2 separate regions of the Homo sapiens genome follow, and region 2 is linked to region 1. A link is an interaction called in ENCODE POLR2A ChIA-PET data of the cell type or tissue named here. Cell type or tissue: PC-9. All regions are shown on one strand. Links, peaks and the distances in the headings refer to the core of each region. The heading gives the core; the rest is flanking DNA.

Region 1 (5,381 bases), core at 78-5,077:
CATATTAGGAAGAATACTAATTTTTTTTTTTTTTTTTTTTTTTTTTTGAGACAGATTCTTGTTCTGTCACCCAGGCTGGAGTATAGTGGCACAATCTCAGCTCACTGCAACCTCTGCTCCTGGGTTCAAGCAATTCTCCTGCCCCAGCCTCCCAAGTAGCTGGGACTACAGGCATGCACCATGACATCCAGCTAATTTTTATATTTTTGGTAAAGATGGGGTTTCGCCATGTTGGCCAAGCTGGTCTTGAACTCCTGACCTCAAGTGATCTGCCCACCTTGGCCTCCCGAAGTGCTGGGATTATAGACATGAGCCACTGTGCCCAGCCTTTTTACTATATTTTGAGTTAATTTCTTAGTCATTGTCCTGGGAATTACAATTAACATCTTATTTAATAACAACTTAGTTTAGATAAATGCCAACTTAATTTCATTATTACACAAAAAATGTGCTCCTATATAGCTTTGGTTCCCTTTCTCCTTCTTTGTGCTATTATTGTCACACAAAATACATCTTAATACATTGTGTGCATTATCAATGCAGGTTTATAATTACTGCATTATGTACTTATCTTTTAAATAGGATAGGAAAAAATTAAACAAAATTAAACAAGAATACATTTATGCTACCTTTTATATTTACCTATGGAGTTACCTTTAATGGTTTATTTTATTTCTTCATGTAGATTCAAATTACTGTCTACTGTCATTTCAGTCTGAAAGACCTCCTCTAGGATTTCCTTTTTTGTTTTTTTGTTTTTGAGACAGAGTCTTGCTCTGTTGCCCAGTCTGGAGTGTAGTGGCGCAATCTCGGCTCACTATAACCTCTGCCTCCTAGGTTCAAGCAATTCTTATGCCTCGGCCTCCCAAGTAGCTGGGATTACAGGTGCGTGCCACTACGCCTGGCTAAGTTTTTTTTATTTTTAGTAGAGACGAGGTTTCACCATGTTGGCCAGGCTGATCTCAAATTCCTGACCTCAGATGATCCACCTGCCTCGGCCTCCCAAAGTGCTGAGATTACAGGGGTGAGCCACCGTGCCTGGCCTAGGATTTCTTATACGTCAGGTTTACTAGTGATGAAATCTTCCAGTCTTTATCTTAGAATGTTTTAATGTCTTCTTTCCCTCCTTCATTTTTGAAGAATAGTTTCGTTAGATAGAGAATTCTGGGGTGACAGGGGGTGTTTTTTTCTTTCAGCACTCTTAATATATGTCATCTTACTGCCTTTTGGCCTTTATGGTTTCTGATGAGAAATAGGATGTTAATCTTATCGAGCATCCATTGTACACGATGAGTCCTTCCTTCCTCCCTCCCTCCTTTTTTTCTTTTCTTTTCTTCCTTCCTTCCTTTTTCTTTCTTTCTTCTTTCCTTCCTTCCTTTTTCCTTCTTTCTTCCTTTCCTTCCTTTCTCTTTCTTTCTTTCTCTTTCTTTCTTCTCTTTCTCTCTTTCTCTTTCTTTCTTTTTTGTGAGACAGGGTCTCACTCTGTCACCCAGGCTGGAGTGCAGTGATCATGGCTCACTATAGCCTGGCCTCTCAGGCTCAATCAATCCTCCCACCTCAGCCTCTCGGGTAGCTGGGAATACAGACATGCACCACCATGCCCAGCTAATTTTTGTATTTTTTGTAGAGACAGGGCCTCACCATGTCTTGAACTGGTCTTGAACTCCTGGGCTGGTCTTGAACTCCTGGGCTCAAGCAATCTACCTGCCTCAGCCTCCCAAAGTGCTGGAATTACAGGCATGAATCACCACGCCCAGCCTACTTTTTTTTTTTTTTTTTTTTTTTTAAAGAAGCAAGGTCCCACTCTGCTACCCAGGCTTCAGTACAGTGGCATGATCATGCCTTGCTGCAGCCTCAAACTCCTGGGCTCAATCAATTCTTCTGCCTCAGCCTCCCAAGTAGCTAGGACTACAGGCACATGCCACTGAGTCTGGCTTTTTTTTTTTTTTTTTTTGGAGAGACAGGATCTCACTATGTATCTCAGGTTGATCTTGACCTCCTGGCCCCTCAGGTGATCCTCTTGCCTCAGTCTCCCAAACTGCTGCTGGATTACAGGCCACCATGCCCAGCTGCTTTCTTTTTTTAAATTTGAGATGGAGTCTCACTATATTACCCAAGCTAAAGTCGAACTCCTGGGCCCAAACTATCCTCCCACCTCAGCCTTCTGAGTAGCTGGGACTACAGGCATGCACACCACACCCAGCTTGTGATGAGTCACCATTGTCTTACTGATTTCAAGATTCGCTCTCCTGCCTTTGGCTTATAACAATTTGACTACGATGTGTCTTGGTGTGAATCTCTTTGAGTTTATTTTACTTGGATTTTATTGAGCTTTCCAGATGTATAGATCAATGTTTTAAATTAAATTTAGAAAGTTTTCAAGTTTTCAGCCATTATTTCTTTAAATATTCTTTCTGCTCCTTTTTTTCCTCTCCTCTCCTTCTGGAACTCCAGAAGTTCACTTAGGCTCTCTTCATATATCTTCATTCTTTTCTTTTTCTGTTCCTCAGACTTGATAATCTCAATTGATTTATTTTTAAATTCATTGATATTTTCTTCTGTCTGCTCTATCTTTTTTTTTTTTTTTAGATGGAATCTAGCTCTTTGCCTTAGCCTTTGCTTCATGCTTGTGAAGAGCCTGAAGATCAGCCAGAACACTTAGGGCATTCTCAGATCTTTCCTGAACATGTGCATAGGCCTCGGCATGCAAGTGGCTTTCCGGTTTCCCAGGGATATGTCAGTTTTTCAAAGTCCTTCTTCTCCAAAGCATCTCATTCTTCAGTCTTCTCTCCCAAGCTTTATATTAGTCTATTGTTTGCCCCAACTGTTATCCAATGCCCCAGGCAGCAATAACCAAAACATTTGCCTGTAAATATCTTCAACAAATGCTCCTTGGGTAGCCACACTCACCACTAGAGAGTTCCAAGTTAGACAAGATAAAGGTAAGCACTTGAGAAAGTCCTCCAGGGAGCCACCATACAGGTCAAAACAAAGATAAAGGTAAGCACTTGAGAAAGTCCTCCAGGGAGCCACCATACAGGTCAAAACAAAACAAAAACAATTTCTTGCGAATTAGGTCCATTCTCTTCCCTCTAGTACTGGTACCTATACTGGGACTGTAGCTATTTTCTCCAAATTCACTGCTAACCTGGGGATGGGACCAGGGTAAGTTAAAATACTACAAAGCTTGCTATTCTTACTAAGAATCAGCTGTCTTTTTTATGAAAACATTTCACTGGCTGCTGCAGGCCTTTTGGTTAGTGTCTAGAGTTCTGAAAAGTTGATTCTAACAGTTTTTTTGTTTTTTGTTTGTTTGTTTGTTTGTTTAGATGGAGTCTCGCTCTGTCGCCAGGCTGGAGTGCAGTGGCACGATCTGGGCTCACTGCAACCTCTGCCTCTCAGGTTCAAGTGATTCTTCTGCCTCAGTCTCCCGAGCAGCTGGGACTAGAGGCATGTGCCACCATGCGTGGCTAATTTTTGTATTTTTAGTAGAGACAGGGTTTCACCATGTTGGCCAGGATGGTCTCGATCTCTTGACCTCGTGATCAGCCCGCCTCGGCCTCCCAAAGTGCTGGGATTACAGGCGTGAGCCACCGTGCCCAGCCAATTCTAACAGTTTTAACCAACCTTTTGGTTGCATTTATGGAGGGATAAACTTTTGGATTTCCTTACTCTGCCATTTTTCACTGATAACACTTCAGTATTCCTTATTACTGGTAATGTTAACTTTGATCACTCAGTTAAGGTAGTGTCTGCCAAGTTTCTTCACTGCAGAGTTACTATTTTTTCTTTTTCATATGCTATTCTAGAGGTCAGCAAACCATGGCTGGAGGCCCAAATCCAGCCCACTGCCTGTTTTTATAAATAAAGTTTTATTGGCATACAGCCACATTCATTCATTCACATATTTTTTATGGCTGCTTTCATGCTACATCAGTAGGGGTGAGTTGTTGCAAAAGAGATCATATGGCTTAAACAGCCTAATATATTTCCTATTTGGGTCTACGCTGACCCCTGCATGATTTGTTAGAAGTGCACCACTAAATCAGCCCACACTTAAGGGAAGGAGAATTAAGCTTTCCATTGTGGAGGGAGGGGTATCAAAACATTTGGGGACATATGTTAAAAACAAGATAATTAATGCATATTTGGAGGTTTATACTTAGATGCTATGTAAATATCCTGGTCCTCCTTAGAGTTTTGCCCACTAATATTAGCTTCATCAGTGGACTTTATCTGCAGCAATTATTACTGTGGTGTTCTAATTTTCTGTTTCCTTCATTCCCATTTTTTTTTTTTTTTTTTTTTTTTTTTTTGGAGACAAAGTCTCACTCTGTCACCCAGGCTAGAGTGCAGTGGCATGACCTCTGCTCACCTCAGCCTCCACTTCCTGGGTTGAAGCGATTCTCCTGCCTCAGCCTCCTGAGTAGCTGGGATTACAGGTGTCTGCCACAATGCCCAGCTATTTTTTTTGTTTGTTTTTTAAGGACAGAGTCTCACTCTGTCACCCAGGCTGGAGTGCAGTGACGCCATCTCAGCTCACTGCAACCTCTGCCTCCCGGGTTCAAGCAATTCTCCTGGCTCAGCCTCCTGAGTAGCTGGGATTACAGGTGGCCACCATCACGCCTGGCTAACTTTTGTATTTTTAGTAGAGACGGGGTTTCACCATATTGGCCAGATTGGTCTCAAACTCCTGACCTCAGGTCATCCTCTGGCTTCGGCCTCCCAAAGTGCTGGGATTACAGGAGTGAGCCACCGCGCCTGGCATATAGTTTTAAAGAAGATTTTAAATAGCCTTATAAACTGGGAAAAGAAACCCATAGTTCAGGAGTTGAGGCACTTTCTCTTGGTGTAGAGACAACTGGTGCAATGGAGAACACAGTACAAGGTCTTGAGTTAGAAACCTAAATTTATGACCTTGGGCAAGTCCCTTGACCTCTCTCCCTTTTTTACTTTTATCCACAGAATAAAAATATCAATGGTCACCTCACAGGATTCTTGTGAAAATGTTGTTTATATTAGGAAGTAGGATGTAAATGCTAGATTCTTTGGTAATGCACATCCTTTACTCTCACTTTCTTCTTCACTTTCTTTCCTTCCCACTTTCCTTCTTTTTTTCTGGTCCTACCTTTTTTCTCCTCTGTCTGTGTTTTGGGCCCACCAGGGGCCCCCTATAGCACTACAAGTGAAACCAGTGGGGTCTAAGTCATAACACTTCTTATAAAGAAGGATTGCACCAGGACCAGCCCACATAGCCAAATTCCTTTTTCTGTTGTCCCCAGAAAGCCACGTTAAGGACTCCCTTGCTGTTCTAAGCAGACTGCTTCTTTCACACATTTCCTCCCACCACCCAATGAAGGGCAGGGGCTGTGCTTTACATA
Region 2 (5,381 bases), core at 140-5,139, 130 kb before region 1:
CAGAATGAGAGACAATATTTGCAAATTGTGTATCTGATGAGGGATTAATATCCAGAATATATAAAGATTAATATGCAGAATGTGTAACTCCACAGTTATTTTAAAAACCTAATTTTAAAAAACTGATATTTCTCCAAAGAAGTTATATAACTGACTAAATAAACACATGAAATGATGCTTAATATCACCAGCCATTAGAGAAACATGAAATCAAAACCATAAGATACCGTAACTTCACACCCAGTAGAATGAGTATTATCAAACAACAACAAAAAACCTGAAAATAAGTATTGCCAAGATGTGAAGAAACTGGAACTCTCATTCATGTATTGCTGGTGGGGATGTAAGATGTTACAGCCACTATAGAGAACAGTTTGGCAGTTCTTTAAAAAGCTAAACATAGATTTACGTTATGATCCAGCAATTCCATTCCTGGGTATATACCCAAAACAACTGAAAGCAGGAAGCAGGAACTCAAACAGATGCTTAAATACCAATGTTCACAGCAGCCTATTCATAATAGCCAAAAGGTGGAGACAATCCCCATGTCCATCAACAGATGAACAGATAAACAAATGTATATACCTACAGTAGAATATTATTCAGTCTCAAAAAGTAATATATGCTATAACATGGACAAATTTAAAAAATATGCTAAAAGAAATAAGCCAGACACAAAACAAGTATTGTATAATTTCACTTTTATGAAATACCTATAACAGACAAATTCATAGAGACAAAATAAATTAGAGGTTACTAGCAACTGAGGGGTGGAGGGAATGGGGAGTTATTGCTTAATGGGTATGGAGTTTCTGTTTGGGATGATGAAAAAGTTCTGGAAATGGATAGTGGTGAGCATTGTGCAACTTTGTGAATGTGCTTAATGCCATTGAATTGTATACTTGAAAATGGTTTAAAATGGTAATATTATATTCTATATATTTTACCATAAATTTTTTTAATGCTGGACTTGAGATGCCTGTAGTGACAATACACCAATACTGCATAATATTTCTTGCTTTAAATAGTTTTTCTCACTCATTTAAGCACCTCCAATGCCAGTAAGTTTGGTGAGGATATACAATTGCTGACAGAAACATGATGAGGGCCCTGGACTCTAGTCCAAGTAAACACACCATCCAAAAAATGTTCACTTAAATGTCAAGTGAGTTGAGTCCATTCCAATAACAATAAAACAAGATCAGAGTGCATCTACTATGTTCGAGAGGACAGGGATCAAAGGTCCTGAGATGCCTCTGCTAGTAGCAAGATAATGCTCTGATTTACTGACATCACAGGCTAGTTTCTCTTAATTTCTTCCCCGGTACTCTTAACAGCTTTATTCATCACCTCTCCCACACTTGAGGTTTGTTAATGCCAAGTGCTTAGGTTTGGGATAACTCCCCAGAGGCTAATGATATGGCCTAGAAAGGAGGGGAGGGCAGAAAAATTCAAAAGAGAGGGACCTAAAATGTATTTCCAATCCCCCTAAGATTTTTTAATTGAGAAAAAAATGCACTATTTAATTTTAGAATTCTCGGCCAGGCACGATGGCTCAAGCCTGTAATCCCAGCATTTTAGGAGGCTGAGGAGGGCAGATCACCTGAGGTCAGTAGTTCAAGACCAGCCTGGACCAGCCTAGCCAACCCTGTCTCTACTAAAAATACAAAAATTAGCCAGGCGTGGTGGCAGACGCCTGTAATCCCAGCTACTTGGGAGACTGAGGCGCCAGAATCGCTTGAATCCGGGAGGAGGGGGTTGTAGTGAGCCGAGATCACCCCACTGCACTCCCACCTAGGTGACAGGGCAAGACTCTGTCTCAAAATAATAATAATTCTAACAACATTTCTAATACAGTACTTATATAGTAATCCTGAGGCTTAACGAAGCTTTAAGATTATTTCTAAAAATTAAGCAAAAGAAAAACTGTGTTTTAACACAGTTTCTATCTGTATTCTAAAGATGGAAGATTACAATTCAACTGCAAAAGAAACATGCAGTTTTGCCCCAGGCAGGGTTTTCATTTGGGGGGAAAAAATTAAGGATGATCTTCTTTGTTTATGGGTTTTTGTCTCTTATTGATATCTCATCTAGAGTTACTGGATAATTTCTGTTCTGAAAGCTGGGAGCAGCATGAGAAATAGAAACTGACCTGAGTTTAAATTCCAGCTATGAGTTTTAACAAATCTGTTGCTAGTTACTGATAGGATTTAGGACATCTGAACCCAAAATATGATACCTGGGCATTTGAGAAAACAGCAGAAGCAGGAAGGTCACTCTCACCTCCCGACTTCTTCCCTGAAGGAAGTCATAAAATCTAGGAAGAATTTTTCTCACCTTCCCCTAAAGCAGGTCATACTACTCTCATTTGAGAGGTGTCATCCTTATACCACGAGGAAAGGAACATCCTTACCTCTGAAGACCCAGGGACGCAGCAAAGAATCTGAATGAACAGAGCTTACTAAGTTCCTCCCAGTTTATCACCATTAGATCATACCCCCTTTTGTCCAACCATACTTCTCTACAACTATCCACTTCTTTATCAATCCTGTCATAGAAAACACACAGGTTTACTCATTTCTCCAGGTCTTCATTTCCTTATGAAGGCTCCTGTGTCCCATAAAACTTACATTAAATAAATCTGTATGCTTTTCTCTCACTAATCTGTCTTTTCTTATAGGGGCCGCAACCATGAACCTAAGATGGGAAGGAAAGATATTTCTTTCCCCTACACTACATATAAGTCATCTTATCTGTTGACTTAGTAGCCTTTTTTATTTTTTGACTTTTTGTTTGAGACAGGGTCTTGTTCTATAGCCCAGGATAGAGGCACAATCACAACTCACCAAAACCTCAAACTCCTTGGCTAACACCATCCTCCTCCCTCTGCTTCCCAAGTAGCTGGGACTACAGGCATGCACTACCACACACTGCTAATATTTTTTTTTTCCTAAGTTCCAGGGTATACGTGCAGGATGTGCAGGTTTGTTACACAGGTAAACATGTGCTATGGTGGTTTGCTGTACCACACCCTGGTAATCTTTATTTTTTGTAGAGATGAGGTCTCACTATGTTGCACAGAGGGATCTCGAACTCCTGGGCTCAAGGGCTCACAGCCTCCCAAAGCACTGGGATTACCCCTGTGAGCAATCATGCCTGGCCTTATTTTTGTACAATGTTGCTAGTAATCCCTACCTCAGCAGGCTGTGGTAAGGATTAAAAGGTACATTGTACATAAAGTACATTTTCTAGTACGTTTAATAAATGTTCATTTCTATCTTCCTGAAAATTTCTCAGAGAAATGCGAAGGAGTGGACACTAGCCATGGTATCCACTGATTCTGAAATAACAGAAATAAGGAGCTTATTGCTGGATTTACTGAAACGGCTCAGAATCTAAAGTGCTGGAGCTGGAAAAAAACTGGAATGTACCTCCTTCCGGATTTCCAAGCACCAGGAGTCACAAGAGAGCCAAAAAACTCAAGCCTTCGAAATTGGGGGGGGAAAAAAAAAGTCATTATGATTTCCCAAATGAGCCAGTAAGCCAAGTTAGAAATACTATAGTTTCATAATCCTAAACCAAGAGTCACTCTATATTTGTGAAGGGCTTAAATAAATATTAACAACTCATCCCCCCACTTTCTACCATTATGTTGCTCTAGTCTTCCTTGGGGTTAAGACTTCTGGAAATTTAATAATTCTACATGTATAATTTTTGTGTTAACTTCATGAAATTTACCACATTTACTCTTTCGTGCAACTGCAAACATTAACTATTTCTTCCTTTCTTATTGTTTCAAAAAGGCAAGTAACTCTCCTTGCATCTATTAGAAGCATAATGACACCTCTGTCATAAAGAATTTTTTTTTTTTTAATTTAAAGAAGGACCTGTTGTCCAAAATCTATTTCCTTCAGCACACTGGTAAACATGCTCATGGAAACATGCTCTGTTGCCAAAATACCCTGTCATTCAGCTGCTCAAAAAAGAGCTTTAACTTTCTATTAAGTTCATGATCATTTGCAATACTTAAACACACAGAAAAGAGCATTAAATATTCCACTGCCATCTACCAAGCAAGCCAGGTTTTTCCATAATATATAGAAGTGTAAATAAGGTCAATATTGGTATTTTTCTCCTTATTCCTCAGATTTTTTCCCTTTCAGCTCAAGTTTCAGTATATTAATACCTTGGTATCACCAGTCAGACAAAGAGTGCACTAGTCACTGCACTAGTCATTTCATGTACACTACTGCAATTAAACCTTACACCAAAAGTTTATCCCTGCCACACCGCCCCTCCCCCCACCTTTTAAAAAAATTAAATGAAGAAACTGAGACATAGGTTAAGTAACAATGCTGGTGGTCAAGAGCTAGTACAAGGCAGAGCTGGGATCCAACCCAGGTCTACCACACCATGAGGTTTTTTTCCACCAACCACATAACCTCTAGAGTAAGGATAAAAGTAAGACTAGGTCTAAAGTTGGAATGTATGGGACTTATATTTAATATTAATATATAATTTAATAATTAAATTTAATGTAATTATATTTAATATAATTAATATATTTAATATAATTTAACAGAAAAAGGATTATTCTCCCTTTTTTTAAAAAATAACTTTTTGTTTTCCATGAGGCATTTTATTTGTAAATATGTATTACATCTCTAGAAAAAGAATCCTACGATTTTCCCTCCTGTGCATTTTCGTCTTGCTTCTTCACGGTCTATGATGTCAGCTGAGATAGTTAGTACAATGAAACCAAACTGGCAGGATGGAAGCAGATTACTCTACCATTTTTCTAGATCTTTGAGTTGCACATCAAATCTGGGACTCATCCCTCCACACCTGTTTAGCCTGCCTGTGAGGTTCACTACAATTTTCCCAGCTCTGTGATCATCAATGATTTCAAATTCGCCAATGGAACCATGCTTCATTGTCACAGTTAAAAAAAAAAAAAAAGACAATGACTTTGGAGCACAGCCTAGTAAGAACCTGGCGTTTGCCTGTCTTTTCGACATTGCTGATGCTCTTGAGGGCATCAGCCAAGTCGTTCATGTGCACCATTGTGGTGGCGTGGAAAGATGATGGAAAGAAAAAAAAATCACTTCTTACACTCAGATTACTCTCACTTAACAGCTGCTGGCTAGCATTCTGCTTCTTGAAGAAACCACATTTTGCAGATTAGCAGTCTGTCAGATGCTGATCTGTAACCACGAGGAGATAATGTTAAGGACTTTATGTCACTCATTTACTCGGAAAAGAATTTCTCATTTGAAGCCTCAGAACTAGATTTCTGGATTTAGTATTATAAAACTAAGTAACAATACTAATGGAAATCACTAGTCTGTTTATGCCTATTTGCCATTTGAAAAAAAACAAGC

The links. Peaks named below come from ENCODE experiments on the same cell type or tissue, not always from the same donor. Only the 100,000 strongest peaks of a DNase experiment are listed, where the experiment ranks them.
Region 2: POLR2A ChIA-PET joins it to region 1 with 5 read pairs; 5 of 35 experiments call an interaction of 5 or more read pairs at or near these places.

The regions. Positions count from the first base shown.
Region 1 is chr10:103,252,934-103,258,314 of GRCh38, forward strand. No RefSeq gene overlaps it. Among named protein-coding and RNA genes, the nearest start is that of RPEL1, 9.7 kb to the left of the region's middle. RefSeq lists an enhancer at 1,823-2,322. In PC-9, for the core only: no CTCF peak of the experiment used is centred there; a DNase peak (open chromatin) is centred at 2,208.
Region 2 is chr10:103,120,353-103,125,733 of GRCh38, forward strand. All of the region lies in intron 4 of NT5C2 (5'-nucleotidase, cytosolic II), which reads right to left. It also overlaps the pseudogene RPS15AP29. Among named protein-coding and RNA genes, the nearest start is that of NT5C2, 70 kb to the right of the region's middle. In PC-9, for the core only: no CTCF peak of the experiment used is centred there; no DNase peak of the experiment used is centred there; H3K27ac peaks cover 1,723 bases.